Regions from separate parts of the Homo sapiens genome. Here region 2 is linked to region 1. Evidence: chromatin loops called from intact Hi-C (ENCODE). Cell type or tissue: heart right ventricle. All regions are shown on one strand. Links, peaks and the distances in the headings refer to the core of each region. The heading gives the core; the rest is flanking DNA. Region 1 has its middle 94 kb from the start of SPRY2. Region 2 holds the start of LOC105370276 (a long non-coding RNA gene).

What was found. A loop is a pair of places that touch in the nucleus more often than their neighbours do. Peaks named below come from ENCODE experiments on the same cell type or tissue, not always from the same donor. Only the 100,000 strongest peaks of a DNase experiment are listed, where the experiment ranks them.
Region 2: it touches region 1 in a loop (8-fold over the local background); 3 of 110 quality-filtered maps call a loop at or near these places.

The regions. Positions count from the first base shown.
Region 1 is chr13:80,426,739-80,443,164 of GRCh38, reverse strand. No RefSeq gene overlaps it. Among named protein-coding and RNA genes, the nearest start is that of SPRY2, 94 kb to the right of the region's middle. In heart right ventricle, for the core only: no CTCF peak of the experiment used is centred there; a DNase peak (open chromatin) is centred at 6,401; H3K27ac peaks cover 4,090 bases.
Region 2 is chr13:80,351,530-80,367,955 of GRCh38, reverse strand. LOC105370276 (a long non-coding RNA gene) reads right to left here and starts at 11,601. Exons shown (of 4, transcript XR_001749939.2): 1 at 10,746-11,601; 2 at 7,240-7,400; 3 at 6,270-6,355; 4 at 1,904-4,862. RefSeq lists enhancers at 7,584-8,348, 8,349-9,113. In heart right ventricle, for the core only: no CTCF peak of the experiment used is centred there; no DNase peak of the experiment used is centred there; H3K27ac peaks cover 3,521 bases.

The sequences.
Region 1 (16,426 bases), core at 3,301-11,300:
AAAGGCAATATAAAAGATTGATAAAATGAAAAGTTTTTTGAAAAGAAATAAAATTGATAAACCACTAGCTAGACTAATAAAAAAGGGATGAGAGAGAAAAGAAGACCCAAATAAACAAAATTGGGAAAGAAAAAGAAAATGTTATAACTGATACCACAAAAATACAAAAGATCAGAGACAAAAACAACTATATACTTGAAAAACTGGAAAATCCAAAGGAAATGTGTAAATTTTTGGACACATACAACCTACCAAGATTGATTCAGAAAGAAATAGAAAGCATGAACAGACCAATAATGAGCAATGAGATTGAATCAGCAATAGAAATTTCCTAACAAAGAATAGCCCAGTCCAGTTTACACACTGCCAAATTCTACTAAACTTACAAAGAAGAACTAACACCAATTATCTTCAAACTATTTCAAAAGATTGAAGCAGAAGGAATTCTTTCTAACTCATTCTATGATGACAGCATTACTTCAAAACCAAAACTTGACAAGGATGCAAAAGAAGAAAGTTACAGGTCAATGTCACTGAGGAACATAGATCCAAAAATCCTTACAATACTAGCAAATCCAATCCAATGGTGCATCAAAAAGATAACACACCATGGTCAAGTGGGATTTATCTCAGGGATGTAGAGATGGTTCAGTATACACAAATCAATAAATGTGATACATCATATCAACAGAATGAAGAACAAAAATCATATGATCATCTCAATACACACAGAAGAAACATTTGATAAAATTCAACCACCCTTCATAAAAATTCTCAACAGGCTAGGCATAGAAGGAAAACATGTCCACATAATAAAGGCTATATATGACTAATGTAATGTTATCATAATACTGAACAGGGAAATGTTGAAAGCCTTTCTTCTAAGAGCTGGAACACAACAAAGCTGCCCAATTTTACCAGATCTGTTCAACATAGTACTGAAAGTCCTAGCCAGAACAATAGGCAAGACAAATACATAAAAAGCATACAAATTGGAAAAGAGGAAGTAAAATTGTCCCCCTTTGCAGATGATGTAATCTTCTATCTAGAGAAACCTAGAGACTCCACCTAAAGACTCTAAGATCTGAAAGCTAAATTCAGTAAAGTTGTAGGATACAAAATCAACATACAAAATGCAGTAGCATTTTCTATACACCAATAATGAACTAAGAAAGAAACCAAGAAGGCAATCTCATTTACAGTAGCTACAAATAAAGTAAAATACTAGGAATAAATTTCACTAAAGTGAAAGACCACTAAAAAGAAAACTACAAAACACTGATGAAAGAAATTGAAGAGGACACAAACAAATGGAAAGATATTCTATGCTTATGGATCAGAATACTGTTACAATTATCATATTGCTCAAAGCAATCTACAGATTCAATTTAATCGTTATCAAAATATTAATGTCATTTTTCACAGAAATAGAAAAAACTATCCTAAAATTCATATGGAACCAACAAAGACCCCAAATACCCAAAGCAATCCTAAGCAAAAAGAACAAAACTGGAGGCATCATACTGCCTTACTTCAAAATATATTAGAAAGCTATAGTAATCAAAACACCAGGGTACCAGCACAAAAACAGACACATGGACCAATGCAACAGAATAGAGAATCCAGAAATAAATCCACATATTTACAGACAATTGATTTTGACAAAGGTCTCAAGAACATACATTGGAGAAAGGATATTCTTGTCCAGAAATGATGCTGCGAAAATTGGATATTTGTAGGCAGAGGAAAGAAACTGGACCCCTATCTCTTTCCACATACAAAAATCAGCCCAAAATAGGTTAAAGACTTAAATGTAAGACCTGAAACTATATAACTACCAGAAGGAAGCTTAGGGAAAACACTTTAAGAATTAGTCTAGGCAAAGGTTTCATGTATATGACTTCAAAAGAACAGGCAACAATAAAAAAATAGACAAATGATACTAAATTAAACTAAAACCTTCCTGCACAGCAAAGAAAACAATGAACACAGTGAAGAGACAACCTGTTGAATAGAGACAAATATTTGTAAACTATTTATCTGAGAAGCCACTAGTGTCTAGAATATACAAGGAACTCAACTCAACAGGAAAACCAACAAATAATCCCAGTAGACAATTCTCAAAAGATGACATACAAACAGCCAACAAGTATATGAAAAAATGCTTAAACTAATGATCAGAGAACTTAAAATCAAAACCACAATGTGACATCATCTCAGCCCAGCTAGGATGGCTATTATCAAAAAAACAAAAAATAACAGATGCTGGTGAGGATGTGAAAAAAAGCGGGGAACTCTTAAACACTTTGGTGGGAATGTAAATTACTATCATTATGGAAAATGGTGTGGAGATTTCTCAAAAAACTAAAAATAGAACTACCACATGATCCAGCAATCCCACTAGTGGGTATTTATCCAAAGGGAAAAAAGTCAATATATCAAAAAGATACCTGTACCCCCACATTTGTTGCAGCACTATTCATAATAGCAAAGATATAGAATCTAATGTAATGATGATCACAATTTAGCCTTGGTACTTATACAGTGTGTATTTGGTCTTAAATTCAGTGTACTGAAATTAAGCATTCATGCTGGATCTTTTCAAGCTGTGTTTTGGAAGAGTCAGTGAGATATGTATGAATAAATGGATGCTGCAGTGGTTATGCTTTTTTAGTTAACAAGTTGGATTTTATTTAATAAGAGCAGTTATGTGATTATTATTGTTGTTGTCACTGCAAGTATAGGAAGTAAAGTTGGCATTTATTAATATTTAAATATATGTATATATTGCTTTATGTCATTGCATCAAATACATAATTGATTGTAGGAAGCCCCATTTTCCTATATACCACTAAGAAAAATGCTTCCAATTAAACTATGACAGAATGCTTTATCACTTACAGTGATTATACTTGTTAGAAGAGTTATTTTAGACTTCTTTAGATAGATTTTTATTGTATATTACTTTTGTGTATACGTAAAATGAATATAGTAGCAAAATAAATGAGTAAAGGCATTTCCAAAGTTCTTTGCATTTAAAGCCTGCTCTTCTAAATCAAAGTTTGATTGAGCATCACCAGTGTCTATGACTTTCCACACACAACTCTCCTTTGCAAAATCAATGTCGGTGTCATGCACTTTCCTTAAAAGAATACTCCCCCACGGTCTGGAGAATTTTCTTCCATGACCCGGTTCCTCATACCATAAATATTCGTGTTGACTTTCTGAATCTCACACTAAAGTTCCAAAGGAGAGTTTTCAGACTAATTTCATGCAGGTAATTACAACTGTTTCATTACTGCAACCTAGCAGACAGCAATTTGTAAGTTGTTTTCCATCATTAGAAGAATCCTGACTTCAAAGAGCTTAAAATGTAAAAAAAAAAAAAAAAAAAAAAGTGCATCTGAGAGTGCATGAAATATGAAAAATATATTTTCTTATTTGGTACAATTATATTTAAGAAGTACATCAAAATTGGCCCCAAAGTGATTTTTTATAGCTACCTAATGCCTAAAAATAAACAGATATAATGGAAATATTGAATGTTATTTTGTAAAAATAATCCTCTGCTTGAAGGAGTTCCAAGTTTTTCAGTTCATGAAAAAGTTTCATGTTTCAATTGAGACATATTTCAAATGTCAAATAATAATGGTACACCCACATGACTGCAAGCATTACAAATAAAAGAACAAATTTGCTCACCATATATGTTGCCAGTAACTATTTGTCCCAGAAGTAAAAAGTTAGGTATGCCCACATACTGTAAAAAGCACATTTATTTCCAAATGTTTATATTGGATTTTAATTTCAATCAATGTTATGTTCATTCTTGAAAAATATTTTAACACAAAATAAGCAGCACATCTACAAGCACTTCCCAATAATGGAAATAGTTTAATTGTGATTACGTTTTTACCCAAGAATTAGCATTTTTAAACTTCTATTTACTACATTTAATAGACAATCTTCTGATCAAGCTATTTTTTTTTTTTTTTTTTTTTTTTGAGACGAAGTCTCACTTGGCCGCCCAGGCTGGAGTGCAGTGGCGTGATCTCGGCTCACTGCAAGCTCCGCCTCCCGGGTTCAGGCCATTCTCCTGTCTCAGTGTCCCAAGTAGCTGGGACCACAGACACCCGCTACCATGCCCGGCTAATTTTTTTGTATTCTTAGTAGAGACGGGGTTTCACCGTGTTAGCCAGGATGGTCTCAATCTCCCCATCTTGTGATCCACCTACCTCAGCCTCCCAAAGTACTGGGATTACAGGCGTGAGCCACTGCACCCAGCCAGATCAAGCGATTTCTAAAACTATACTCTTAGGTCACTCAAGCATACCTCTAAATGCTAATACATAGAATTTATTTAGTATTTATTTTTGTACACCTCCTTGACATATATTATAAATATCAGGGTTGACAATGCCCACATTCTGTATTTGTAAATAAAGTTTTATTGGAATACAACCACACACATTCATTTACATATGGCTGCTTTTCTATTTCAAGACCAGACTTGAATAGGTGCAGTAGAGACTATATGCCTGGCAAAACCAAAAATATTACCCGACCATTTATAGAAAAAAATTGACAACCCCTGCTCTGGAGCAAGGTGACAGTTTTATGCACCCCTTTCTCTGCTGAACACTATGGCTAACCTGGCCTTCAAGCCAATTTGTTTTACACTTCAATAATGAGAAAAATTAGATTGTATTTAATAGTACTGCAGGTACTACTTTCCCATCGAGTAAACTTAGAAAAAAAAGTTTTAAATGTTTCTTTAGAGTACAAGGGAAGCATAACCTCAGTCGAATTATACAATTTTTCTTGTGCTCATATATCAAATCAAGGACTACAAACACCATTTCCTTTTCAGCTGACTACCTCCTGCCTTCCAATATTACAAGTAAAATCTACTTGGTATATTCAGTCATACCATATTTTCAGAGAAGAATCCCAACACATTTCTAAATATCAAATACTATTTTTGAGGGGATAACCTAAGGAACAGTGAGAAATTTCTAATGATTCTTATTTTTGTTTGCTCTGTCCTCCTTTCCTTGTTCTGGATACATGTCCCGAGCCCTTGGCATCAAAGTCAGGGATGGGTTTGCAACCTAGGCTGGGCCAGTTATGTCTCATCTCAGTGTCCAAAGTGGCAGATTCAAGAGAAGGGACATATCTTCAAGCCAGGCAAATCATAGTACTGTCCTGGGTCATCTGGAATTTGAGAAGAGTTTCAAATTTTCAAATCTTTGATCTCAGAGCTGTAATTGAGGCTAAATATTTCATTAGCCACATTTCTAGCTATGGTTCCAGATGGCCCCAGGAGGTCGAGCCAAAGCAGCAGCAGTGATGAGAAGGGAAGGAAAAAGTTCTGATGAGGACCTAGATCGCTGATTTGAGATATTCCTAAAGACAGCTCTACTCCTGCCCTTCCTGGTTTAGATAGAAAAGCCAAAACCATTGTTCTTTTCCTTCAACTAGCTTAAGCTATGTCACTTGCAACCAAGCCCCCTGACTAATAGGACCAGATAATCTTCAGTGCAGGCAGCAGGCAGCATCAACTTCATGAATGTGATACCTTTACTTCTTAAAGGCAGTAATGGCAACAAAATCTAAGAGTGTATTACAGTTTTCTTGTAGAAAGTTTCCCTCCCTTTTACTTCTAGTGGTTTCAGAAACAAAAACAGTTTGCAAAAAAGAAAAAGCATTAGCTCACCATTCTTAGCCCAAGCAGTAATTTAATCTGCCATGTGCTCTTCAAAGCAGATTAACTCTAATCACACAGACTTCCTCTCCATTTAATTATTCTATCTTTCTGTTTGTACTTCACTTCTCATAAAACTTTTATATCTGAAAATTTTAAAATTTATGTAAGATCGACTGTAAGCATTTAGCTCATGTATCAAATTCATTACATCCTGTTAGATATAAGACTAGAAACCTTCTTCAGTGTTGAGTAAGGCAGAACTGTAAAGTGAGGCAAAAGGTAATATAAATAAGAACCAAACTTTTTTAAACTTGGCTGATCCTCTCCTGCTGTGTGCAGCTAATGTTTTGCCTCTGAGAATAGGACTTACTAGCAACCCTGAAGTAAAGACAGGATATTTTTCAACAAGAACTTCTGCTTTGCCAAACATCCCAGTTTGTCTCCAAGGTCTTGAAAAGAAAGAATGAAGAACGGAAACCATAAAGTATGCAGTACAGCTATCATCTAATTACTGAATGAATGGTACAGTTGTTTTGTCTGATTGCGCTGAGCTAGTTATCCACTGCTAGCTTCATTGACAAAAAGGGAACCTACACAAATTATAGGGAAATTCAAGCACTTAAGGAATGTTTTGGTTCAGAGGTTTGCAATGACTATTGGCTTTGGTTTTTGGCAAAAGCTGTCTTTGCCGTATGAACTCAGCTGTGCTGGGTCAGCCTAAAGTGTTCCCAAAAGCCTAGAAGAGGACAGACTTCCGTGTCATCTGTATCCCATCAATAAATTAAAGTGATGTTCTCCAGCTCATGTTTGTTTCTTGGCAGGCTAATCTACAATCAGAAGAAGAAAAGCCTTTCATTTGTGGACTCCAGCTAGAGGAAGGAAGCTTTTGTATGTGGATTCACTGGAGACCAAAATATTAAAAAGTGGAAGAGGAAAACCATATGTTGCAGTTCTCATAAGCAGGCAGCTCAAAGTTCTGGTTAAAGAAATGCTTGAGTTCATTTTACAGAAAAGTAAATATTTTATCATGAGAACAGGGTATACTAATAATATTGATACCTCTGTTACAAACATTGACATTTTAAGTTGTATTCTGTTTTCTCTAATTTTTTAAATCAGGAAAACCTAAGAATTAGATATTTCAAAGAAACACAAAATGACCAAACATTTTAGCATAATTCTTCAAAATGTAACTTAAGAAGGAAAGAAGAGATCCAACAGAATAAAGATAGAAGATAATTTTTATAAGCTTATGATTCCTTCTCTTCTATGAGTCACAGCAAAGTTAGCTGATATTTTATAGTTGCAGCAATTGAATGCAGGTTATAATAGAAGTGGGGAAAATCACTAATAATTATCTGCATCCTATTTCATAGTCAATTCAATAACGTAATGTTAAGATAGTCTCCTTATCTCTTTTGGTTGACAAAGGGTTATCCTTGCCTTCGTATTACTTGTGAATAAGCCTAGTGATGAGAACAAGATTAGTGTGGTCCTCTTCCAACTTCCTATAGGAGAGAATGCAAGAAGATCTTCCCATTCTTTTTAACCTGACCACATTTGTGTTTGATTTCCTTTCTATGTCTTTGAAGCAGCCAAACAAATAAAGCCTGCTTTAATACATGTATCCTTTAAAGAATATGGCTTCCAGCTCAAAGTTTCAGTATGTGAAACCAAAAGTATCTAAGACAGGTCTCAATCAATTTAGAAAGTTTATTTTGCCAAGGTTAAGGTGACAACCATGACACAATCTCAGGAGATCCTGATGACATGTGCCCAAGGTGGATGGGTCACAACTTGGTTTTATACATTTTAGGGAGACATGAGACATCAGTCAAATACATTTAAGATGTACATTGGTTCGGTCCAGAAAGTCAGAACAATTCAAAGCAGGTGCTTCCAGGTTATAGGTAGATTTAAAAATTTTCTGATTGGCAATTTGGTTGAAAGAGTTGCCATCAATATAAAGAAATGTCTGGGATATGACAAGAGGTTGTGGAGACCAAAGTTTTATCAGGCAAATGAAGCCTCCAGGTAGCAGGCTTCAGAGAGAATAGATTATACATGTTTCTTTTCAGACTTAAGGTCTGTCTTGATATTAAATGATGGTCAGCTTTCCTTAAATTCCAAAGGAGAGGAGAGCATAATGAGGCATGTCTAACCCCTACTTTCTGTCATGGCCTGAACTAGTCTTTCAGGTTAACTTTGGAGTGCCCTGGCCAAGACAATGGAGTCCATTCACATGGTTGGGAGGCCTTAGAATTTTATTTTTCATTTGCAAGTACTTTGTAACCTTATGTACCAGTAGTTCATCTCATTACAGAATAGAATTGATTTTTTCCTTTTATGGTGGGGTCACATAAAACAAGCATTAGATCAAGTGTATGACTGGTAGGAGCACGTGATGAAATAGTTGATAGAGTAGGTACTGATGGGGTTCAGAACATGCCATCCCAAATATGATGGTAGGAGGCCAGAGTATACACCCCTAAAATACGCCTATTTGGATGAGTTCTTGTCCTTTGCAGGGACAAGGATGAAGCTGGAAATCATTCTCAGCAAACTAACACAGGAACAGAAAACCAAACACCACGTGTTCTCACTCATAAGTGGGAGCTGAACGATGAGAATGCATAGACACAGGGAGGAGAACATCACACACTGGGGCCTGTCGGGGTGGGGGTAGGGGGTAAGGGGAGGGATAGCATTAGGAGAAATACCTAATGTAGATGACAGGTTGATGGGTGCAGCAAACCACCATGGCATGTGTATACCTATGTAACAAACCTGCATGTTCTGCACATGTATCTCATAACTTAAAGTATATAAAAATAAAAAATATATGCCTCTTTGGCATATTGATTACTTTAAGCTGGTTATTCTCACAAACTGCAGATACAGAAGCTCAGGAAAGTTACCCTTTTGTAAGAGAAATCTGTATCTATAAGGGAAATCTTCATTTGTAAGTGTGTCTCCTCTGCACCAGAAAGAAAAGGATGACTAAATCCCTACAGACTCTTAATCAAATAGAGAAACCTTACATTTGTTTAAGGTGCTTTTCTTGGCCATCTCATCTGAATTGGGCTTTTTTCTTCACCCTTCCATAATGTGTCTCCATTATTTCCCAGGATACCCCAAACCTCTATTCCTCTCTGTAGCTCAGATTGATATATAAGCCTCAATCATCTAGCTTGAGTCTCATATGCATACTCTCATGCATATGTACGTAATTAAAATTGTTTTTCTCTTGTTAATCTGCCTTATGTCAATTTAATTTACAGACAAGCTAATGAACCTGGAAGAGAAGGAAGAGATTGTTTTTTTTTTTTCAAGAATACATTGGACAGAAATGTAAATATGGCTTTGATTATTCATGAGATAACTGAATGTGCACTTACCTTTAATGGAAAGAGGATTAACCCCACAAGTCAGGATTTTCTTTCGTGTCCTAGCCTTACTGAATGGTGAACAGGACAGTCTATGGAGCCAGACTCCTGTGACTTGAGATAGTTACTTAACTTCTCTGAGCCTCAGCTTCCTTATCTTAAAATGGGAATAAAAATAATGCTAACCTGACAGGGTTGAATTATACCTGGCACCTAATAATCACTATGTAATTGGGAAATAAGTTACCCTTCTACTGACAACATAGATCAGATATTAATTTTTCTACGCTCAGTTTTTCTGTTTGTAAATAGAGATAACTAGTGCTTTTTTTCCTCCATAGGAATGTTTTCAACTTTTCCTCTATTGTCTGAAAGTTTGACGATAGGAATTTCTGAAGTAAACTTGACAGTAGACAGATTAAATAGAAGAAAACACATACAAACTTATGTGTGTATGCATGGGAGTACCACAAAATATGAGACTCAAAGAAAGTTCAAATGGTTCAACTTTAAATAGCATTTTGAGCCACCAAAAGAAAAAAAAAAATAGTGACTTCTGTTGGAGAAGTGGTGACACAAGCTGTGGAAGGTGAGGGAAGGAAATGCATGATGAACAAAGGTTATCTTATTATGCAGATAAAGTCTCTTAGGTCACTATGCCCAGACAGGTTTCTCACCAGTTCTGAGCAGCCCTCAGAAGAATTGGTGAAAAGTCTGTCAGGGCATAGTGGCCTGTGTGCGGAGTCCTTTTAGTCTCCTCTCCTGCGATACAAGTTAATTTTTCTGGTTATTGTAGATTCCAGAAACAGGGTTTGTAACAATTGCATTCCTTTTAGAGGAATTTCCTTCTGTCAGATAAGAAAACTTCAGAGAAAGTCCCTTTCTGAACTTTGGAATTGAAAGAAAATGGGGGCAAGCAAAAGTTAGGGAGATCTTGGTTCCAAGGCCTTTCAATTGCCATTAATTCAAAGTACCCAGTATAACGAAGTGCCATATTGTGGGATACTGTTTTCTGAGCCCCAACATCCCCAATGAGTAAACTATCTTATTTTTTGCCCCATCCTGTTTCCAGATACAGGTGTATGAAAATACAAATAATTTTTTTGTCTACCTTTCATAGTTCTTAAGTGGGACTCTCTGTAACAAAAAACAGGTTAACATGAAAAAAGCAAATAGAAGTTTAATAACATGTACACTTCCTGAATATCTGATAATATGTACATCTCCCTGGAAAATATACATGAAAGATAACGCAGAGAAATCAGTAAATCCTTAGAGTTGATTTCAAAGGTATAGTTTAAGTACTGTTCTGTGAAACAAAGCAAAAAGGCTGTGGGAAAACGCCTAGTCAAAACAGAATGGGCAGGTAAATCACCTTAAACAAAAGAAAAATTTGCACGGCAGATTTAAGTCAGTACCTTCACCGTTGATTTGGAGTCTCTAGAGATTTAGTCAACCTCTTCCCAGTGTGGGGACAGAGTGACAACCTTACAAATGAAGATTCCCTTCGTAGATGTAAATTTGTTTTATGAAAAGTTTGAGTCTTATTTTAGTGTGGCATATTTTGATGTCTAACACGGAAATATGCTACTGTAAAACTAGACTTCTGGTACTGTTACAGGTAGTTTAGAGGCATAAGTGGGGCAGGGGAGGGCTCTCCCCCACCCACCAAGAATGTTGGGTGATGGTTTGGCAATTGTCACGTTGCCTTTCTAAAAGTGATAAATTGGTAGCCGGTGCCAGGGAGAGGCCATTTCCTGATGGTCCACACTTGTGGCACTAAAGTGTTAATTGAACATAGATACCAGGGAGAAGCAACTTCCCAGGCATATACATTAAGAGTCAAAATGGCGGAATATAACCTTCTGGGGGCACTCTACCTTAAAAGGGAAGAAAGTCTCAGATGCACATGCATACAACTTCCCAAACACACTGTACATGCTCACTTTCCAAGGGTAAGGAGGGCACCCAGCATGTGGGCAGCCCACCCTAAGGGAAGAATCATGGGAAAGGGATGCAAGATGCCGGAAGTGGGACAATCTAGAAAGTCCGAGGATCAAGGTTAAACATTGCACTTGTCAAAGCCAGGCGCGGTGGCTCACGCCTGTAATCCCAACACTTTGGGAGGCCGAGGTGGGTGGATCACGAAGTCAGGAGATCGAGACCATCCTGGCTAACACAGTGAAACCCCGTCTCTATTAAAAATACAAAAAAATTAGCTGGACGTGGTGGTGAGCGCCTGTAGTCCCAGCTAGTCGGGAGGCTGAGGCAGGAGAATGGCGTGAACCCGGGAGGCGGAGCTTGCAGTGAGCCGAGATCGCGCCACTGTACTCCAGCCTGGGCGACAGAGCGAGACTCCGTCTCAAAAAAAACATTGCGCTTGTCCTTCAAGTCGCCAGCTTGGGTGTCTTCCAAGTGTACTTTCCTTTCCTTTCTTGTTTTACAGCCTTTTAAAGTAAACTTCCACTCATGCTCTGAAACTTGCCTCGGTCTCTTTTTCTGCCTTTATGCCCCGCGTGAAATTCTTTCTTCTGAGGAGTCAAGAATTGAGGTTGCTGCAGACATGTATAGATTTGCTGCTGGTAACTCAGATACCTTACACCAATAACAGTACAAAACAACCTTGCTTTCCATTGTGCCGACAATGAACAACAGTAGTCAATGTAGAATTTAGAGTGGCTGTAGGCTGGGCACAGTGGCTTATGCCTGTAATCCCAGCACTTCAGGTGGCTGAGATGGGAGGATTGTGTGAAGCCACACATTCAAGACCATCCTGGAAAACAGAGACCCTGTCTCTACAAGAAAAAAATAATAATAATTAATTAGCCAGGAATGGTGGCACATGCCTGTAGTTCCAGCTACCCGGGAGGCTGAAACAGGAGGAACACTTGAGCCTAGGACATCAAGGCTGTGACGACCAATGATCACACTATTACACTCCAGTCTGAGCAACAGAGCAAGGCTCTGTCACAAAAAAATAAAAAATAAAGTGATTGTAAAAAATTCCATCAGAAACCACTCAGACTGGGAACAATTGAGTACTACTTTCCACTGAAGAGGGGTTTGTACCTGATAAGAGAACAAATTCACTGGAGGACCAAGAAGCTTTCTCTCTACATACCCAAAAGATACATTGTTAGCTCTTCTCTGTGGCAAGTCAAACAGTAAGAGGTAAGTTTTTCAGACAGTCACTTGTAAAGACTAACAAATGATCAACTGTGAGGAGTTTGACTTGTGACTTTAAGCAAACTACTTCTTGTGGATAGAAAATACTTTCTAAATAAATCATTAGTTCAGTTTTTAAAATTACTTTTATCACAATCCTCTGCAATTAGTCATCTGGAAAGCCATAAAGTTTAGTTTTCTTAAGAAATCTCTCATAAATGAGAAATAGACACATTTAATTTCCCATCTAAACACATCTTTTTCTTGAACTTCAAGTTTGAAAGAGTTCTTAAAACATCTTCCAGGACAGGCATGGTGGCTCATGTCTGTAATTCCCAACACTTTGGGAGGCCAAGGCAGGAGGACTGCTTGAGGCCAGGAGTTCAAGACCAGCCTGGGCAACATAGCAAGATCCTGTCTCTAAATAACAATAATTCAATTCAACCCATTTGGAGCTTAAAATACAAATAATGAGTGCTCAGTATATGGTCCTCCTCTAAGATTGGTGAACTGCTCCATTTCTGCACAGCTCTGATTACTATAAAAAAATCTTTCACAGGATTAATGGTTAAAATGTTGGCAAAAAACAAGGCATGGAGATCTACCTTACATTCTACACAAAAATGTTTTTTGTACAGTGCCTTTATAAATCCAATAATCATAAAGAACTAGAAAAGGGCCAGGCACAGTGACTCACAACTGTAATCCCAGTACTTTGGGAAGCGAAGGTGGGAGGATGACTTGAGCCCAGGAGTTTGAAACCAGCCTGGGCAATATAGTGAGACCTCGTCTCTACTAAAAATAAACTAGCCAGGGATGGTGGCACACACCTGTTGTCCTAGCTACTCGGGAGACTGAGGCAGGAGGATCACTTGAGCCAGGGAGGGTGAAGCTGCAGTGAGCCATGATTGTGCCACTGCATTCCAGTCTGGTCAACAAAGTGAGACCCTCTCTCAGAGGAAAAAAAAAAAAAAACCTAGAAAAGAATATTTTTCAGGTCTTTGGAGAAGTAATGACTTTTAAAGGTTTAAAGGTAGTAGAAACAACAAAAGGAAATAATTAACAAATTTAACTCCACAAAACCTTAAACTTTTTAAGGAACAACAACCAAATAATTTAAATGGTAAGGCAGGCAGCTCAATGAACAAAAATACAGATGATCAATTAACAAAAATACAATGCATAAACAAAATATTAGAGGTTTTGGCCTCACCGGTAACAAAAAATATGCAATTTTTTAAAACAATAACATCTTATGATGAATAATCATTATTGACTTTTAGATTATATAACATCTGCCTAATAAAAACTAATAATTGTTGCCTTTAAAATTAGATCATGTAACACTAACAAAATATACACAGTGTTGATGTCAGCATATATTAAAGAAAACTTTTGGAAAACAATTTGCCAGTACACAGTTAAAAAGAATTATAGTCATTGTTCTACAAGTAATCTCTCTTTATGGTAATTTTATTCTATGTAAAAATCCAATAGAAAGGGCCTATCTATATTTGTATTGTAGGAGAGAAAAGTAATATTTTTCTGACCTGTCACAATGTTCATGGCAGAGATTCCTATAACAAAAGACAGATTAACAAGAGAAAAGTTAAAAAATTAATTAGCAGGTGAAATACTCCACACACCTCCCAATCTGAGGTGGAGGGTATGAAGTATTTCGCCTGCTAATCTAAATCTAAAACAAAAAAGGGACAATAAAAAATAAATTTTCCAGTGGCAAGATCAGAGCTCACTATAGCCTCAACCTCCAGGGCTCAAGCAATCCTCTGACCTCAGCCTCCTGAGTACCTAGAACTACAGGTACATGCCGCTATGCCCAACTGATTTTTTTTAAACTTTTTATAGAGGTAAGGTCTATGTTGCCCAGGCTGGTCTCAAACTTCTGGGCTCAAGCAATCCTCTTGCCTCCCACTTCAGCTTCCCACAGTGTTGGGATTCCAAGCATGAGCCATTGTGCTGGCCAAGGAAAAAAAACTTTCAGTCTCTACAGGGAGCTACAGAGATCTGAGAGAGCTGTCCTCGGTAAGAGTTCTTACCCTTCTGCCAGCACTTTGTCAGTTTTCCCAGGATCTCATTTGCAGACTCCAGAGCCAGTAGGATGTCTCTGCCACTCTATGTGCCAGAAAATGTAGAAGAGAAAAAGTAATATATTTTCCTCACCTATCACAAGGTTCAGGGCTGAAACCCCTATAACAACAGACAGACTGAGAAGAGAAAAGCATACTAATTTAATATGTTGTACGTGACATGCCAGTCTGCAGAAGTGAAGACCCAAAGAAATGGGAAATTGCATAATTTTATGAACAGTAGTGCAGAAGTATGACTGGAGAACAAAAGGGCAGTAGTATCCAATGGTGAATGGGAGGAACTTAGCAAGGCCTGTTTGTTCAGATTCTTGTTGGCATTCCTGTGTAACAGTTCCTTTTCTCCAGGTCTAGGGCAGGACACTTGTCACATGAAGGTCTTCAAGGGGAGAAAGGGAAGAGGTGGTCAGAGAGTGACCTTCCTAAGTTTTATGGCCTGCTTCCAGAACAAAGAGTGGGAGATGGTCAAAGTGACCTTCCTGCTTCTGTGTTTTTGTTTTTCCAAAAGCCAAGGTGCCATATTTTGGGACAGCATGTCTTAAGCACTGTCAGTATAATCATAAAAGCATTATTTAAAGTGGCAAAAATGTTAAAATTTAGCATTCAAATCTCCCCTCAAAAACAAACTTAAAAGCCATTTTAAAAAGTATGCAGACCATATAGCAACATTTTTTTAAATGCTTATGTTACTAATTGAGAAAAAAAATCAATCTAAGATTGCAACCATCTAAAATATATATATAAATCTATAGAATATGACTAGAAAGAAATGAATAAAACATTCCAATAACTGCATTAAAGTGATGGAAGTATTGGTGATTGTTTTCTTTTTCTTTTTAGTGTTTTTCAACATTATTACATTATGTTTTATAATACTGAGTAGAAACCTCCTACTCAGTATTCCCCTAGCTGATAGTAGCCAAGTTCTCTAACTCATGGAGATGGACTAGAAGCGTGGGAAGATGTGGAGATGAGAGACCAAGAACAGCCAACCCTCAGCCCTTTTTCTTGAATTCCTGTTTTATCTTCGATGCAATTCAATAGCACTTTCTTATATATTGTCTTCTTTTGGAAATTGAAGCTTTTTTCCTATTTTATAAATAGCTCCTAGATTCTAATATTATCTCACTAACCTGCAAGGTGGAATTATGGTATTACAGAGAATAATGAATTATGGAACTTGGGATCATAATATATACAAATAAGAAACCATGAAAAAAAGAAACACAGTTTCCTTTTTATTGAAGTTCAGGATTGTAAAAACTGACATAAATTACTGAAACTTAAGTTAGTCTTCGTCACCTTTTCAATAATTTTTAGCACTCTTTCCTAACATTTTAGAGCCACTGTCTTCAGAAACTCAGTGTTTACAGGTCTCTTAAGTTTCTCTACCCAAATAGAGACAACCCACTCAGGTCTGCCCTGTGATTCATTTTTTTTCCTTTTTCACTAATCAAAATTTCTAATTTTTCAAGTATAAGGTGTTTCTGGAAAAACAATCAGGTCCAATGTGCAAACAAATTTCTTTCTATAATCAAAATGTTTTCCTCCTGCTGAAATCTTGATATCAATTAATAGTACCATCCAATTATTGAAGCCAGACATTCAAGGGCTATCTTTACACTTCCGTCCCCTCATCACTCTTATTCAGTTTTTCAAGATCTCCAAAAATTAACGTAGATTTTCATCTACATCTGGACTATGACTCAAATATCAGCAAAACAGTATAAAAGAGAAGTCTGCAGAAAAAGTAATTTAGGACTAAAATGACACTATTAAATAATTTTTTAAAAATTTAGGACTAAAATGACACTATTAAATAACTTTTAAAGATTAGAAAGAAAAACACAATAGGAATCCTAAAAATATTATTCCTAACATTAAAGAACATCCTGGAAAAAGTCATGGACACGTGATAAAACAAATGGATCAACGCAATTAGAGAAAATACTGATAAAACACATTCAAACATAAAGCTAAATGGAATTTCTAAAATAGAAAACCCAATTTTTAATTCTCTGAGATAAATCTGTTTAATCATTCCCATCTGAAAAAAAAGAAAT
Region 2 (16,426 bases), core at 4,524-12,523, 76 kb after region 1:
CTGACCTCAGAGCCCAGCCATAGAAACTGAGTCTTGTTTTCGCTTTGATTCACTCCCTGTTGACTCCAGGTCCTCTAGCACTGGAATCCAAGAATTTATGCCCCCTCAGTCCAACCCCTCCACAACATCCACACCCAGCACTCTCTAAAGTCCTTTGTTGGGGCTCAGGAAGTGATACTCAAAAGTAAATATCTCATTGCTCACACTGTATAGAGCCCCGACTTTCATGGAAGCCCATCGGCAACACCACTGCCTGAAATGAGACACAACTGTTAACTGTTTAGCTAGACTGGCCTATTATCAGGACTGAGAGACTGATTCAATGGCTTATGAGACAATCTATCAATCAATTTTTGGACTGTGAAACTTCTTGAGGAAGTTTCAGAATGAGAAATGTTGGGGTTCAGAAAAAGAAACCCCAAAGCGAAGGCTTGCAAAGCAAAGTCTCTCTCCAACCTTCTGCCCTCCTGTCTCTTGCCCCTCATTCTCCCTGAGGCAAGCCATAGAAATTAGAACGCTTTTTCTCTAAAGTCAGTCCTAAAGCCTAAAAATACAACTCTATCCTTCCCCCATCTTTCTGTGTAATACCTGGCCATAAGGAAATTAGACCCTCATTCCAGAGGGGTCCTGCTCCATATCCCAAAGGAAAGCGTTAGCAAAAATTAAAATCCTAAGCCTCTCAACTGACTGAATAGACCCCCCTCTAGGCCAAGGTGATCTGAAAGAAACCTGAAGAACTAGTTCAGGCCATGACAAGAAGTGGGGTCCGACATGCCTTATTATACTCTGTTCTCTTCAGAGTTAAGACACCACTGACCAGCATTAACACTGAAATAGAGATCATAGGCTGGGTGTGGTGGCTCATGCCTGTAATCTCAGCACTTTGGGAGGCCAAGGCAGGTGGATCACCTGAGGTCAGGAGTTCAAGACCAGCCTGGCCAACATGGTAAAACCCCATCTCTACAAAAATACAAAAATTAGCCAGGCATGATGGCAGGTGCCTGTAATCCCAGCTACTTGGGAGGCTGAGGCAGGAGAATTGCTTGAACCCGGGAGACAGAGGTTGCAGTGAGCCAAGATCACACCACTGCACTCCAGCCTGGACAACAGAGCAAGACTATCTCAAAAAAAAAGAAAGAAAGAAAGAAAGAAAGAAATAGAGATCATAAGGCTGACGAAACAGATTCTTTGTAGCAATAAGATAGCAAATTCAACCTAACTCTCTTATAGTATCACATGACAAATAACAGGCCCCCCCCCCAAAAAAAAACAAAGTATTTTACTCCAAAATATATTTATTTGAAATATTTTTGGATGGCCCTGCAAAGCTGTCTCTTGTGGGGAAAATCTACATTCAGTAAATAATCCCCTTCCCTTTCCTTGTCTTTTCCTGACCCAGGAGAGATTTAAGTAAGAGTCTGGCATCTTTTATGTCCCATAAGAGACATTTACATCTATTATTTAAGAGGCTTCACCTACATAGTAAGAACCTTGATTTCCACAAACCTCCTTATCTTAACTCAAGCATTTCTTTATGCTGACTTCAAGTCATCAGGCAAAGCTTAATTATTATCATTATTTTTGTTTTGTTTTGTTTTGTTTTTGAGATAGGGTCTCACTCTGTCACCCAGGCTGCAATGCAGTGGTGCAATCACAACTCACTGCAGCCTTGACTTCCCAGGCTCCAGCAATACTCCTACCTCAGCCTCCCAAGTAGCTGGGTTTACAGGCATGTGCCACCACACCCAGCTAATGTTTGTATTTTTAGTAGAGACGGGTTTTTGCCATGTTGCCCAGGCTGGCTTTGAACTCCTGAGCTCAAGCAATCCACCTCCCTTGGCCTCCTGAAGTGCTGGGATTACAGGCGTGAACCACCACACCCAGCCAAGCTTAATTATTTCAACCAATTGTCAATCAGAAAATCTTTGAATCCATCTATGACGAAGAAGCTCCCCTTCCCCACCTTCCCCCCTCACTTTGAGATGTCCCACCTTTCTGGGCCAAACCAATGTATACCTTACATGCCTATAACTTCTGTCTCCCTAAAATGTATTAAACCAAGCTGTAACACAATCCTCTTAGGTGCATGTTCTTAGGGCCTCCTGAGGCTGTGTCAAAGGCCCTGCCACTCATATTTGGCTCAGAATAAACCTCTTCAAATATCTTACAGAGTTTGGCTTTTTTTGTCAACAAAATAATGCTGTACAGAAAGACCAAGAAAAATCTGGACAGGCTTTGCCGAGTTTCCTGACTCTGTCTATTAGCATCAAAGCATTAGATTTTATCCTTTTTGTCCAATCATATTTTATATGGCTATCCATACTTCATTGAACATCAGCATAAAACGCAACAATTTTCCCTGCATCTTTGGGTCTTCATTCTGAAGCCTCCCATATCATATCAAACTGTGCTTAAATAAATGTATTATTCTTTTTTCTTGATAACCTGCCTTTGTTATAGGGGTGTTAGCCATAATGCTTATGATGGAGAGGAAAGTAATCACCTCATTTCTGCCTCTACACTTTCCAGAGCCTAGAAATTCCACATCTAAACTCCAGCAGCAATGGCTGGATCTCCTTATTAGAAACTGCTTCTCCCTGATGTTAATTGTCACTTGCTAAACCTCTCCGTGGTATTTTCCAGAGTGTTAAAATGATCTGATGATGGTATCTTGCACACCAGTGATGAGTAAGGTTGATTTGGGAGATCTGACCTTCTACTCTGTTATTTCCTTTCTGTTTTACCATTCCGCAAGCACACCTCACAAAAATGACTTTTAAGAAGACAGCAGCTCTCAGTAGAGGACATACAGTTCCTTTTCTTTCCCAATGAGTGACACCTCCTTCCTTTCACTCCTTATTGCCTATTGCTTAGGGTTCTCCTCATTCTGCACCCCATTCCCAGCTTGTTGATTGTTTAGAGGCAACACTTTCTCATCTACTTTATCTTACTACAAAAACTCTCCCTAAAACCTACCATTAAAAATGCTTCTTTAAGAAGCTCATTGAGACTCCAAAGCTCCCTACTGAATACCTATACCCCTAGGGAAATAGTTTCCTATTTTATCATATAATACACTAACTGATTTCTACCTAAAGCCAAAAGTTAGTAAGAGTTGAATATGTAGAGAGAGAATCTTCACATTAAGCACCTTTAAGACTCAGAATATAATACTATAATACAGGGTATAATAAGCATTTAGAAGTGATTTAATACAAGTATTAGTTAAATGAACACTGTATATGGATCAACATACTCTGATTCATGAAAGTACAAATTCACAGAGAGCAAATTGATGAATCCAATGAATTCTAAGAATCTTTAATTATAGTATGGATATCAAGATAAATTAAATCAACTATGCAATTTCCAAATATCTTTCACATAGGATGATGTAGACTAAAATAATGATACAGCAAAGTGTTCAATTACAGAATGTAATTCTCCAGTGATAATGTCACTCCAAACCTCTATTTTGCTTACTAGAGTGTCAGCTTGATGTTCAAATAGCCAACTTTACTACTGCTAGGTCAAGTTACTGAGAGTTAGCTATATAAGGTTAACTCCTACCCAAGAAAAATCCCAATAAATAAGAATTGTTATGCTTTATGTCCTGCTTCATGATATAAGAAAGGAGGAATTAATTTTAAAAGGATTATAATTATCTAGCCCAACTTCAGAATCACTATTGAATTTTAAGAAAGAATAAATTTTCAGAAACTACATTGGCATTTGCTACCAATCAAGGATAACACTTGTATATAGAAATAATGTTTAAAGACCAAAAGTAACAGAATTTTCCTTGCTGTCTTTTCATCCTCCCAAATCACCGCAACAAACTGTTGCAGGGAAACCAGCAGAGGGAGCACTAATCATTGCGATTTTTTTTTTTTTTTAATGTGTGCTCTGAAAAACAAAAGAAACTGTCTTTTAGCGAATTTCTAGATACTTTGTCAAGACTGGCAAAACCCTTATAAAATACAGATATTATTTGCCACTGTTAAATTTCCTCTTTAACTGTTTTTAATCAGTATTGAAACATTTTTTATTGATGTTTTTAATTAAGAAAGTAATACCTGTTTGTTGTACAAAGTGAAACAAATCAGGGGAAATTTTTTTTAAATCAATATTTGCCTATCTCTCCTTCAGATCTGTATTATAAACAGACTTGTGTATCTTTTCACATCCTTCTCATAAAAACAAATTATATATACATATATATATGTGTACTGCTACATGGAGAGAGATTTATAAATACACACACATGCACACATAGGTGTACTCCTACATATATGTATATATGTCTCCCCATGTAGCAGTAGCCTCTCTTTAGGTAACAAAATAGCATGAAATATCCTCAGATATACAGTGGAAAAATAGGAAATGTGAAGTAAACACAATGTCAGGGCATATAACAACCATGTGTGAACAGAGGGTCAAAACATATAGGCCTGAAATTATATCACTGCCTTCCACATGAAAAATCTAAACACATATGAGTGAATGTGTGGACCCGGAAAAACAAATAAGCAAACCAGAACACAAATATCCGTCTTAAACTGTGATGAGGAAAGCTAGGTGAATTAATTTCTGCTTTACAATTTATGTTACCAATCTCTTCACAAAACAAAATTTAAAAAAATTAGCAACAAAACCACTTAGGAGCTTTAAAAAGTGAAACATATTAAAATGCATTCTTTAAAACTCACAATACTGGCCGGGCGTGTGGTGGCTCATACCTGTAATTCTAGCTACTTGGGAGGCTGAGGCAGGAGAATCACTTGAACCCCAGAAGCGGAGGTTACGGTGAGTCGAGATCGCAGCATTGCACTCCAGCCTGGGCAACAAGAGCGAAACTCCATCTCAAAAAAAAAAAAAAAAAGAAAAAAAAATCACAATATTTTACAAATTCTAACTGAAGTAGAGTAAATCGCTTTTCATTCCATTTATTCACATAATTGAACTAAATAAGCAAAAGAATATAACTACTGATATCAGTGGAAGAGACACTTCATCCCACTCCATAGAGAGAATCCCTGAATTTCACTATAGGTTCTGACCCCTGTCCAACATCATCTCTTTACAAAAAGATCCTTCTAAATTAGTGGGCCCAGGACCCAGAGACCCATCTAGCCAGGTGGTAGCTGCTTTTGTGGATTTATGTTTCTGAAGCCAATAAATTTGCTGAAGCTTCCATGGCCTTTACTGTGTGCCCTCATTCATTCCTGTCACTCAGCATGCTCTCCTTGTTTTCCTCCACGTCTCTGCAGATGCACTTTGAACACAGCCTTTTATAAGTGTACTTTATATTTACCAACTTCTACGCACCCTGATCCCATAGCATGGGGCTATCATTTCCCACATAGAAAGGAAGGAAATATTGCAGGGGGAAGAGACAGCACACAAAATGAAATAATGAGAAAAAACTTACAACGGTAGAAGGGAAAGGCCCTACTTACGAGGTTCTAAAGAGAAGTATTTCTGGGAGTAGGGAGTAATTAATCAACTGCGGTATCCATCCCATCTCTCCAAAGCAGAAAAAGGTCATTTTATCTACTTGTAGAAAAAAATCTTTTACTAAGGGCTTTAAGCATTTAGAAACTCTTTCAGAAACCACATCTCTGTAATAAAATAAGAGAACACAGTATAGGGATCCTCATTTCATAGATGAGGAAAACTGAGGAATGGAGAGGTCAAAAGCTGGCTCAATGTCACAGGAAAGGCAGTTGCAGAGTTAGGATAAGACCCAGGGTTCTTGACTCCAGCCCTTTACTTTATCCACAAAGTCAACACAAGCAGTCTAGATTTGTTATCTCGCCCCCTTCTGTCTCAAAGACTGAGTGACAAAGAGCCCTTAGTGTGATACTGAGTGTAAATGACAGCACAGGAAGTCCATTCTCAGGGCAAGCTGTGAGACTGGCAGCTGAACAGGAGGCCACAAAGCAAGTCTGTACAGAGCACTTTCAGTCTACACTCACTATCTCATCCCTACTAAGGCCCAGAGTCCACAGAAGCCAAGGGAGGGAGTGACGGAGGCTGCAGGAGGGTCCACTTAGTTCATCAATTCCTGAGTATCCTTTAGCACCACAAAAGGCTTAGACTTAATGAGAAAGAAATGAATCATCTATAGAACTGAATATTTATTTTAAAGATGGTATTTTCAATGTGTAACTCACATATAAATTATGAATTACATAATTGTTTGTGAACTGTCTGTATAACTACTGTGCAACTTTTCAAGGAACACTCTTTTCTGACATGGTACTAACCTGTTAATTCAACTCTTTGAAACATGTTAATACAGTTCTCAAGGAATTCCATCTAGTCAGGTAGCACATGTTTGAAGCTGAAAATGCTGAAAGTGAAGAAAAATTGTATCAAAACAGGTTCAGTATGAATATCAACCATATATGGAAGAAACATTTATATAGAAGCCACACCCATGTGGATTCACAGTTGTATCAGCCAAGATACTGCAAGTATACCAAGTGTGTTAGTCTAACCATATAGCATAAAGCTGGATTTATTTGTGCTATTATGGCATGGTTGTTTACTGCAAATATAAAAGAAAATGAAGGCTACCACGACCTAATTCCATTGTAAATTGAATTGTATTATCTTCCTGTAAGCATACGTTTCATTACAAACATTTTATTATGAAAGGATGGTCAAAGGAGAAAAATAAATTTATGATACATGTATGACAATATCTCAAAGTATAACTTGTAATTTTCCATATACTGTTAAACTGACCAGCACTTCTTTTAATTCATTAAATAGTGATCAAACTATCCTGTGAAAAGAGATGTTTTACATAACCTTATACTTAATTTTAATATTAACAGTTCAATCATATTTAAATTGATTGAAATAGACACAGTGCATTAAAATCTGACACATTCATTCTTAATTTTAGATGTCCACAAGTTGTGAAAAACTCATCTCTAAGATGCACAATTTTTAAGATCAAAATTTCTTTGATTTAAAAAATTGTCATTTAAAATGGTTTCTGTTCAAAACATTAGTCATCTATAAAAATAAAGATACATAGTAATCATCACAGAAGGAAATTATTTTACATTGTTTATTTATGCCTCTATTTTAATTATTTGTAAAGTCAAAGAGAAGATGCTTTTTTCCAGAATCTAGAGTGCAACATGTTTAAAGAGAGAAAGAGACACACAAAGTAAGACACAAACAGAGATCCAAAGAGACAGAAAAATTGCAAAATGCTCTTACTTAAAGCACCAGACTACTTCAGTTACAGCATATGCACTCCTAGGTCAGGGTTCCTAAATCAATAGACTAAAGAAAAACTGCCTTGTCATCAGAACTCCAAAATATATGGGTCTCAGGAGAAACAAATATGTGGAGCTGTAGATCTAAATCCAAACTCAACTCTGTGGAAGAAAACAAATTTTACCTGTAAAATAAGTTGAGCTACTTGACCAGTACATTAGAAATTACACAGCAAAATACTCTAAAGACAGGATCCTAAACTCATTTTCCTTTCAAAAGTAGGGAGTGAACAGATAAGGGACACTAATTGCAGCAAACAGAATGCAAAACTGAAAAGCTTAAATAAAAAAGACTGATGAAAGCATAACATTAAAAAGAGAAGTGTTTAACTGTTAAATCATCCAAATTGCTTTGCCAAATTTTGACATGCTTGGTTTCCTGTAGTAAAATCTCATTCTTTTTTTTTTTTTTTTTTTTGGCTTTTGGAAAAAAAAAGTGAGGAAAAATAACCAGCTGTTCCTTGTATAGTTCAGGAAACAAGTTTGATTTATTACTTTAAGGTTATTTTTGAATGAGCTGCTTGTGGGAGCCAGAGTGCAGAAGTCACTGAGGCCTGTCCACTTGAAGGGCTCAAACTGTTTCCTGAACAGCCCTTCTTCACTCCTCACCTCCGACGGCTATTATTGACAACGTGTGACTGGGGCCTTCTAGGATTTTAAAACAGCAGGGGTCCCAGCCAAACAATCGGGCTGTCAATTACCTTTTCCCCTGTTGTGAAAGAGGGGCCCAAGACAATGCAACTTCTCAGCAGGGAGTTGTGCAGCTCCAAGTATGTAAGCCACCCTTGCACCGTTCAGCATTCAAAACCAAGTAAATGGTTGGTGCCTTCACTTTTGTCTGTGTGTGTCGGTGCAAACCAGAATTACTGCAAGGTGTAGATGTCTCCACGGCTGGATTTTTAAGTTCTTGGTAGGGCAAAACTGACTCTGTACATTGTTATCTCTGAGCTTCATGGAAGTTTTTTCTAAGTTCCAAACAGACACAGAAAGTCCCCCTCCCCCCACCTCCCAGCCTCCTTCTGTAAGCTTGTCCTCTGGGAACGCCCAAGCCTCTCTACCTATACTGTGGCTTAAAAAACTTCCTGTGGGCATTGATGACTTGCTGTGAGCACTGTCCATCATCCCGCCCCTTTGTCTGGCAGTCACTTCCATTCGAATTTGACTGACTGAGGCAGCCTGAGTTATTTGTAAAGAACAACAAGGCTTTTCATTCATAATTTTAGTAGGGGGACAGGGTGCTAATGACTGAGCTTGAAGAACTAGGGAATGTGGTATTCAAGGCAGGAAGAAGCTCAACTGGCTGCCAGATGAGGGAAGGAAAGGATGTAGGTGAAATGTGTCTGCATAAAAAGCCAATGACATGAAGATCACGTGTATACAAATAGAAATTGAATTTTTAAAACGTGAGATAATCTGAAGGATGGAAGCAGGAAGGAGGGCAGGGAAAGTCTAACAGGATTTCATTAACTTTGGGGTCAAGTTATGTGCCAGAGTTTACAGAATCCGAAACCCATAAAGTGTCTACAAAGGAAGTGATCTTTTCTTCCACTGCTGGTTCTCCTACAAAAACAAAAGAGTAAAGAAAAAAAAAAAAGAGGAAAACTGGTTTTCACTCTTTTTTGGTACCTTTCACATACTCAGACAAAGAGGGTTTGTTTTCCCTCTTTGGAACCAAATCTCCAAAGAATTTACTTTTGGGGTCTGTAGTCCATTTTATGTACATACAGCATGAACATAATATGTAATGATTTTACATATCTGCTGCTTCCAAAGAAGAAAATTTGTAAAAAGGTAAATTTATAGTTGAATTATTTGTATAGGTAAGTCTTATGTGATTTATCTTTCTTGCAAAAATAGTAAAATTGTGGTTTGGTTTTTTAAAATTAAGAAATTAAAACTCACATTGAAGTTTTTTACGTATGATTTTGTTCAGATTCATAGAAAAAAATTGAAATAACAATGTTGCATATTTGCAATCTACTGTGAATTAGCAGAATGATACAAAACGCTTTTAAAAAAAAAATGTAATTCCGGCTGGGCGCGGTGGCTCACACTTGTAATCCCAGCACTTTGGGAAGCAGAGGCGGGCGGATCACCTGAGGTCGGGAGTTCAGGACCAGCCTGACCAACATGGAGAAACCCAATCTCTACTAAAAATACAAAATTAGCCAGGCATGGTGGCACATGCCTGTAATCCCAGCTACTTGGGAGGCTGAGGCAGGAAAATCGCTTGAACCTGGGAGGCGGAGGTTGCAGTGAGCAGAGATTGCACCATTGTACTCTTGCCTGGGCAACAAGAGCAAAACTCCGTCTCAAAAATAAATAAATAAATAAATAAATAAATAAATAAATAAATAAATGTGATTCCATAAGTGAAGAATGTTTCAATCATTTGTAGAAAATCTTTACTATGTTTCTTTCATTAAAGCAAGTCAAATAAAGGCAAAATTGAACAATAACAAATGCTGATTTTTGTAAAGATCGGCAAAAATAATTTTTCAGGCAATGAGACTCTGGCTCTTTCCATGTTTAGTCTATTAGGATTTGTGTTCTCAGGGAGCACTTAGGGCTACTGAGGCCTTGAGTCAATGTTCAGACCCTGGGTTGGGTGCTTACTAATCGCTAAACTCCTAAGCCATAAGCTGACCCAACAAACCTTCCTAAAAACAGAGGAGCAGCCGGGCTCAGTGGCTCACGCCTGTAATCCCAGCACTTTGGGAGGCCGAGGCAGGCGGATCACGAGGTCAGGCGATCGAGACCATCCTGGTTAACACGGTGAAACCCCGTCTCTACTAAAAATACAAAAAATTAGCCGGGCATGGTGGCAGGCGCCTGTAGTCCCAGCTACTTGGGAGGCTGAAGCAGGAGAATGGCATGAACCCGGGAGGCGGAGGTTGCAGTGAGCCGAGATCGGGCCATTGCACTCCAGCCTAGGTGACAGAGCAAGACTCCGTCTCAAAAACAAAACAAAACAAAACAAAACAGGAGCTACTGCCACTACTCCATGGCCCACATCCATGATTTCCTTTCATTCTGACAACCATCCTGCTCTGTTCAGTGGGGAAGCAGAGGCATGGAGATACTCTTGTATTTTCCGTTCATTTCCATCTAAGTACGCAACAAAAGCAAAGACCAGTGAACAGGTAGCTGGGGAGTTCCAACACTAACCTAAAGTAGGCCTTCAGTGGGCTTGTATTATCATTTATTAATTTACTTTGGTCTGTATTTCAAGTATATATATATATATATATATATATGTAAATTGAAATAATGTTAGATAGCCCATGTTATCTTGTGGCTTGCTGTGCCACCTGAGCATATCCTCAAAAAAACCCTTAGGTTTTTGAGAAAAGGATTAAATAACTTACCCCAATCTTAGGATAAAGATAAATTTAAAGCTCAATCACACCCTGGTTATTCTATATTCAAAGCCAAGTGAAGCCTCACCATGCTCTTCTGTCCACTATCTCTTGGGACCTGAAGCTCAGGCGATTGTTCCATGAATGACAGATGTCACAACTGGCTGAGTCCAAGCCCAGGTCAAAACATGAAGTAAGTGAAGGTAATAACCTTTAGTATCTTCTTAGACTTCCCTGTCAGCTACCTCTATCCTCTCCTTTGGTGGTGCATGTTAATAACTGGCTTCCTGGGGTTAAAAAAATAAATTCCAACATCTGGGGATGTCTGTGTTGTAAACACATTGACCACGGCTAATTCTCTTTTCTTTTCTTTCTTTTTTTTTTTTTTTTTTGAGATGGAGTCTCGCTCTGTCACCCAAGCTGGAGTGCAATGGCACGATCTCAGCTCGCTGCAACCTCTGCCTCCCAGGTTCAAGCAATTCTCCTGTCTCAGCCTCCCAAGTAGATGGGATTACAGGCACCCGTCACTGTGTCCGGAATTGGTGGGTTCCTGGTCTCACTGACTTCAAGAATGAAGCCGCAGACCCTCGCGTTGAGTGTTACAGCTCTTAAGGTGGCGCGTCTGGAGTTTGTTCCTTCTGATGTTCGGATGTGTTCGGAGTTTCTTCCTTCTGGTGGGTTCGTCGTCTCGCTGGCTCAGAAGTGAAGCTGCAGGCCTTCGCGGTGAGTGTTACAGCTCTTAAGGTGGCGCATCTGGAGTTGTTCGTTCTTCCTGGTGGTATCGTGGTCTCGCTGGCTTCGGGAGCGAAGCTGCAGACTTTCGCGGTGAGTGTTACAGCTCATGAAAGCAGTGTGGACCCAAAGAGTGAGCAGTAGCACGATTTATTGCAAAGAGCGAAAGAACAAAGCTACCACAGTGTGGAAGGGGACCCGAAAGGGTTGCCACTGCTGGCTAGGGGCAGACTGCTTTTATTCTCTTATCCGGCCCCACCCACGTCCTGCTGATTGGTAGAGCCGAGTGGTCTGTTTTGACAGGGCACTGATTGGTGCGTTTACAATCCCTGAGCTAGACACAAAGGTTCTCCACCTCCCTACCAGATTAGCTAGATACAGTGTCTACACAAAGGTTCTCCAAGGCCCCACCAGAGTAGCTAGATACAGTGTCGATTGGTGCATTCACAAACCCTGAGTTAGACACACGGTGCTGATTGGTGTGTTTACAAACCTTGAGCTAGAGACAGAATGCCTATTGGTGTATTTACAATCCCTGAGCTAGACTTAAAGGTTCTCCAAGACTCAGGAGCCCAGCTGGCTTCACCCAGTGGATCCCACACCGGGCCTGCAGGTGGAGCTGCCTGCCAGTCCTGCGCCGTGTGCCTGCACTCCTCAGCCCTTGGGTGGTCGCTGGGACTGGGCGCCTCAGAGCAGGGATGGAGGAGGCTCGGGCCGCACAGGAGCCCACGGAGGGGGTGGGAGGCTTAGGCATGGCGGGCTGCAGGTCCCGAGCCCTGCCCCACAGGAAGGCAGCTAAGGCCCGGGGAGAAATCGAGCGCAGCGCTGGTGGGCTGGCACTGCGGGGGGACCCAGTACACCCTCCGCAGCCGCTGGGCCGGGTGCTAAGCCCCTCATTGCCCAGGGCTGGCAGGGCCGGCCGGCTGCTCCGAGTGCGGGGCCCGCCAAGCCCACGCCCACCCGGAACTCCAGCTGGTCCGCAAGCGCCGCAGGCAGCCCTGGTTCCCGCTCGCGCCTCTCCCTCCACACCTCCCTGCAAGCTGAGAGAGCCGGCTCTGGCCTTGGCCAGCCCAGAAAGGGGCTCCCACAGTGCAGGGGTGGGCTGAAGGGCTCCTCAAGTGCCGCCAAAGTGGGAGCCCAGGCAGAGGAGGCGCGGAGAGCGAGCGAGGGCTGTGAGGACTGCCAGCGCGCTGTCACCTCTCACCACCACGCCTGGCTAATTTTTGTATTTTTAGTAGAGATAAGGTTTCACCACATTGGTAAGGCTGGTCTCAAACTCCTGACCTCAGATGATCCACCGGCTTCAGCCTCCCAAAGTTTGGAGATTCCAGGCGTGAGCCACTGTGCCTGGCGACCATGGCTAATTTTCGAACCTGACATTACTAAAAACATGGGAAGAGATGCACATAATCAGCTCTTGCAAGCAGGTATAAGCCTGTTCTAGCACCCACCATCATCTATCCATACTTTGTTCCATGTCTACATTCTAGTTTTGTTTTTGGTGAGCTATGAATCCCTATTATGATTTCAAAATATAATAATATAATGACTTTCATTTATTGAAGGGTTATTAGAAGTCAGACATCTTCTAAAACACCACACGCATTCAGCATTTAATCCTCACAGTGATGCTCTGACATAGGAAATACTTTTATCCCCCACTTTACTAGTAAAGAAACTGAGGCATTGGGAGATTGAATAATTTATAAAAGACCCCCTTCTAGATCAACATAAATCATACTCTGTGTGAAGGTTCTTGTCATCTTATTTTTCTTAATCTCCCCATGTAATTCTAATATATGGCCAGAGTTGAGAACCATTAACATAGTTAACAAAACAAGAATCCTTGCTATTTGAAAAAAAAATAGAATAACATCCCTATTGCATGTGATTAACTCTATGTTAGGTCTTGGATAAAGCTGGACTCAAAGTTCTATTTGGTTGTGTAGAAACATCATACATTGAAAAACAATAGCTCTGTAGAGATAATGAAGTGAGAATGTGGGTCATCTTTAGGATATAATATAGTTTTCTTTTTTTTTTTTCTTTTGAGACAGAGTCCTGCTCTGTTGCCCAGGCTGGAGTGCAATGGCGCAATCTCGGCTCACCACAACCTCCACCTCCCGGGTTCAAGCGATTCTCCTGTCTCAGCCTCCCGAGTGGCTGGGATTACAGGCATGCACCACTGCGCCTGGCTAATTTTGTATTTTTAGTAGAGACGGGGTTTCTCCATGTTGATCAGACTGGTCTCGAACTCCTGATCTCAGGTGATCCACCCGCCTCGGCCTCCCAAAGTGCTGGGATTACAGGCGTGAGCCACTGCGCCCAGCAGAATATAATATAGTTTTCTAAAAAAAAATTCTGAATAACCTAAGTATCTCAATTCATAAGGTATCAGTAAATTTTATGACTTTCTGGCTGTCATTTCAAATATCACTGTATTTTTATTTACTTATTCCACTTAATTTTGTGTTAAAATTAACACAAATTTAATACAATATGAAATACAATACATATAAAATACAATATGAAACATACTATACAATATGAAACATACTAAGATAAAATACACTATGAAACATACTAAGAAACTTGTTTATCTGTAATGCAAATGTAACTGATTGTTCTTCATTTTTGTTAGCTCTGGCAACTATAGATTAATTTGGGGTGAGAATTGTCATGCTTTGAATCAAAATTTCACATAGGATCATCCTCCTTTATTATCTTTCATCGTCCAAACTTATCCATCCACCACGGTTGGCCTTGAGAGCATGCCAATAAGCAACTTGGCTTTATCATTCATACCAAATGGATTCTGGATGATTCACAGAAAAAAAAATGCAAATGTCCAATGAATATAAGAAAATATGCTAAACTTCTGAAGTAAACAAAGAAAAAATGAAACAATGAGATATTCTGCTTCATCTACCAGATAAGCACTTATTTATTTATTTATTTATTTATTTTTGAGACAGAGTCTCTCTGTCACCCAGGCTGGAGTGCAGTGGTGTGACTCGGCTCACTGCAACCTCTGCCTCCCGGGTTCCAGCGATTCTCCCGCCTCAGCCTCCCAAGTAGCTGGACTTACAGGCACCTGCCATCATGCCCAGCTAATTTTTTTTTTTTTTTGGAAAGATGGGACTTCACCATCTTGTCCAGGCTGGTCTTGAACTCCTGACCTCAGGTGATCCACCCACCTCCACCTCCCAACGTTCTGGGATTACAGGCGTGAGCCACTGCGCCTGACCTAAGCACTAATTTAAAATCATCCAGAATCCAGTTGGTATGAGTGATAATGTTAAATTATAAATGTACTAGAAGGGCCAATATTTTTATAATTTGGCTGCAAGAAGCTATTTTAAGCAACTGAACACAACCAGAAACCGTAAATGGAAAAATTGATAGGCATGAGTTTTCATATAAGTTGAAAATGTCTTGTATGGTGAAACACAAAATAAAAGGAAAAATACTGAAAGTAGGTTTGAAAGATAAATAGAAAATGGGAGAATATTTGCATTTTTAAATAGGATACTTCAGAAAATAAATAAATAAAGGACAAGCCTCTCAATTAAAACATGGAAAAAGGATATGAACTTGAATTCACAGAAGAAAAAGCAAATGTCCAATGACTATAAGAAAATATGCTCAACTTCTGAAGTAAACACAGAAAAAACGGAACAATTAGATATTCTGTGTCACATACCAGGTAAGCACTGATTTAAAATTTTGACAAAGCTTGCTATTGGTCAGGTTTTGGGGAAATAGTCACTCTCATAGAATGGTTAGAAAGGCAAACTGGAATAATGTTTTAGGGAGCATATTAGCAGTATTATTAGAAATTTTAAATATGCACACATTTGACTTAAAGTCTATTTTCATGAATCTATCCTAAGAAAACACAAATGTGCAAATATAAAAAAGCATGCCTATCACAACACTACTTATTCTAGCAAAACAACCTGTCCCCAAACCTCCAGATGTCTGGAATCTAATGACTAGCAATATGGAATTTTAAAGTAAATATTCACCAAATATTAACCAGAAATGCCACTATGATGTCTCAAATATACTTAAAGAATTCTTTCTGAGATTTTTGCTTTTATAATTTTAGGAAATGTTTGAGGTTTTTTTTTTTTCATACAGTGAGTATATAATTCAGAAGAGAAATAAATAAATCCATTTGCTATTTGGAGAGCAATTATAAGAAAAAAAGAATACATGCATTTTTTTCTGCATAATTCTGGAACATAAAGTACTCAGTATAAATTGATGAAAAATGGGTATTAAAATATACTCGAGATTTTTGTTAAAATTCTCTCTCTATTACTGAAAGCATACCAAATCCTTCCTGATCCCAGCTGATTCATTTTATAACACCTGCTAAGCCATGATGCTAGTGACTTCATGGAAGAGGTACTTACCCTTCAGGTACTATGGGCTGACAGAGGGTATTTTACATTATCTTAGACTTAAAAAGTATCATGATTTGTAATAACTTGAAAAGTAGTTATGAAGATGGAGGAAAAAAACTTATTTTATCAATTGTATGAAGTTCTTGGGAAATGAATGCCAAATACATGAAAAGAGTTGTTGGTCTAACCTGACAAAAACAAGCAATGGGGAAAGGATTCCCTATTTAATTAATGGTGTTGGGAAAACTGGCTAGCCATATGCAGAAAACTGAAACTGGACCCCTTCCTTACACCTCATACAAAAATTAACTCAAGGTGGATTAAAGACTTAAACGTAAAACCTAAAACCATAAAAACCCTGGAAAGAAACCCTGGCAATACCATTCAGGACATAGGCATGGGCAAAGACTTCATGACTAAAACACCAAAAGCAATGGAAACAAAAGCCAAAATCAACTAATGGGATCTAATTAATCTAAAGAGCTTCTGCACAGCAAGAGAAACTATCATCAAAGTGAACAGGCAACCTACAGAATAGGAGAAAATTTCTTCAATCCATCCATCTGACATCATACCCAGAATCTACAAGGAACTTAAGTAAAGTTACAAGAAAGAAAAACAGCCC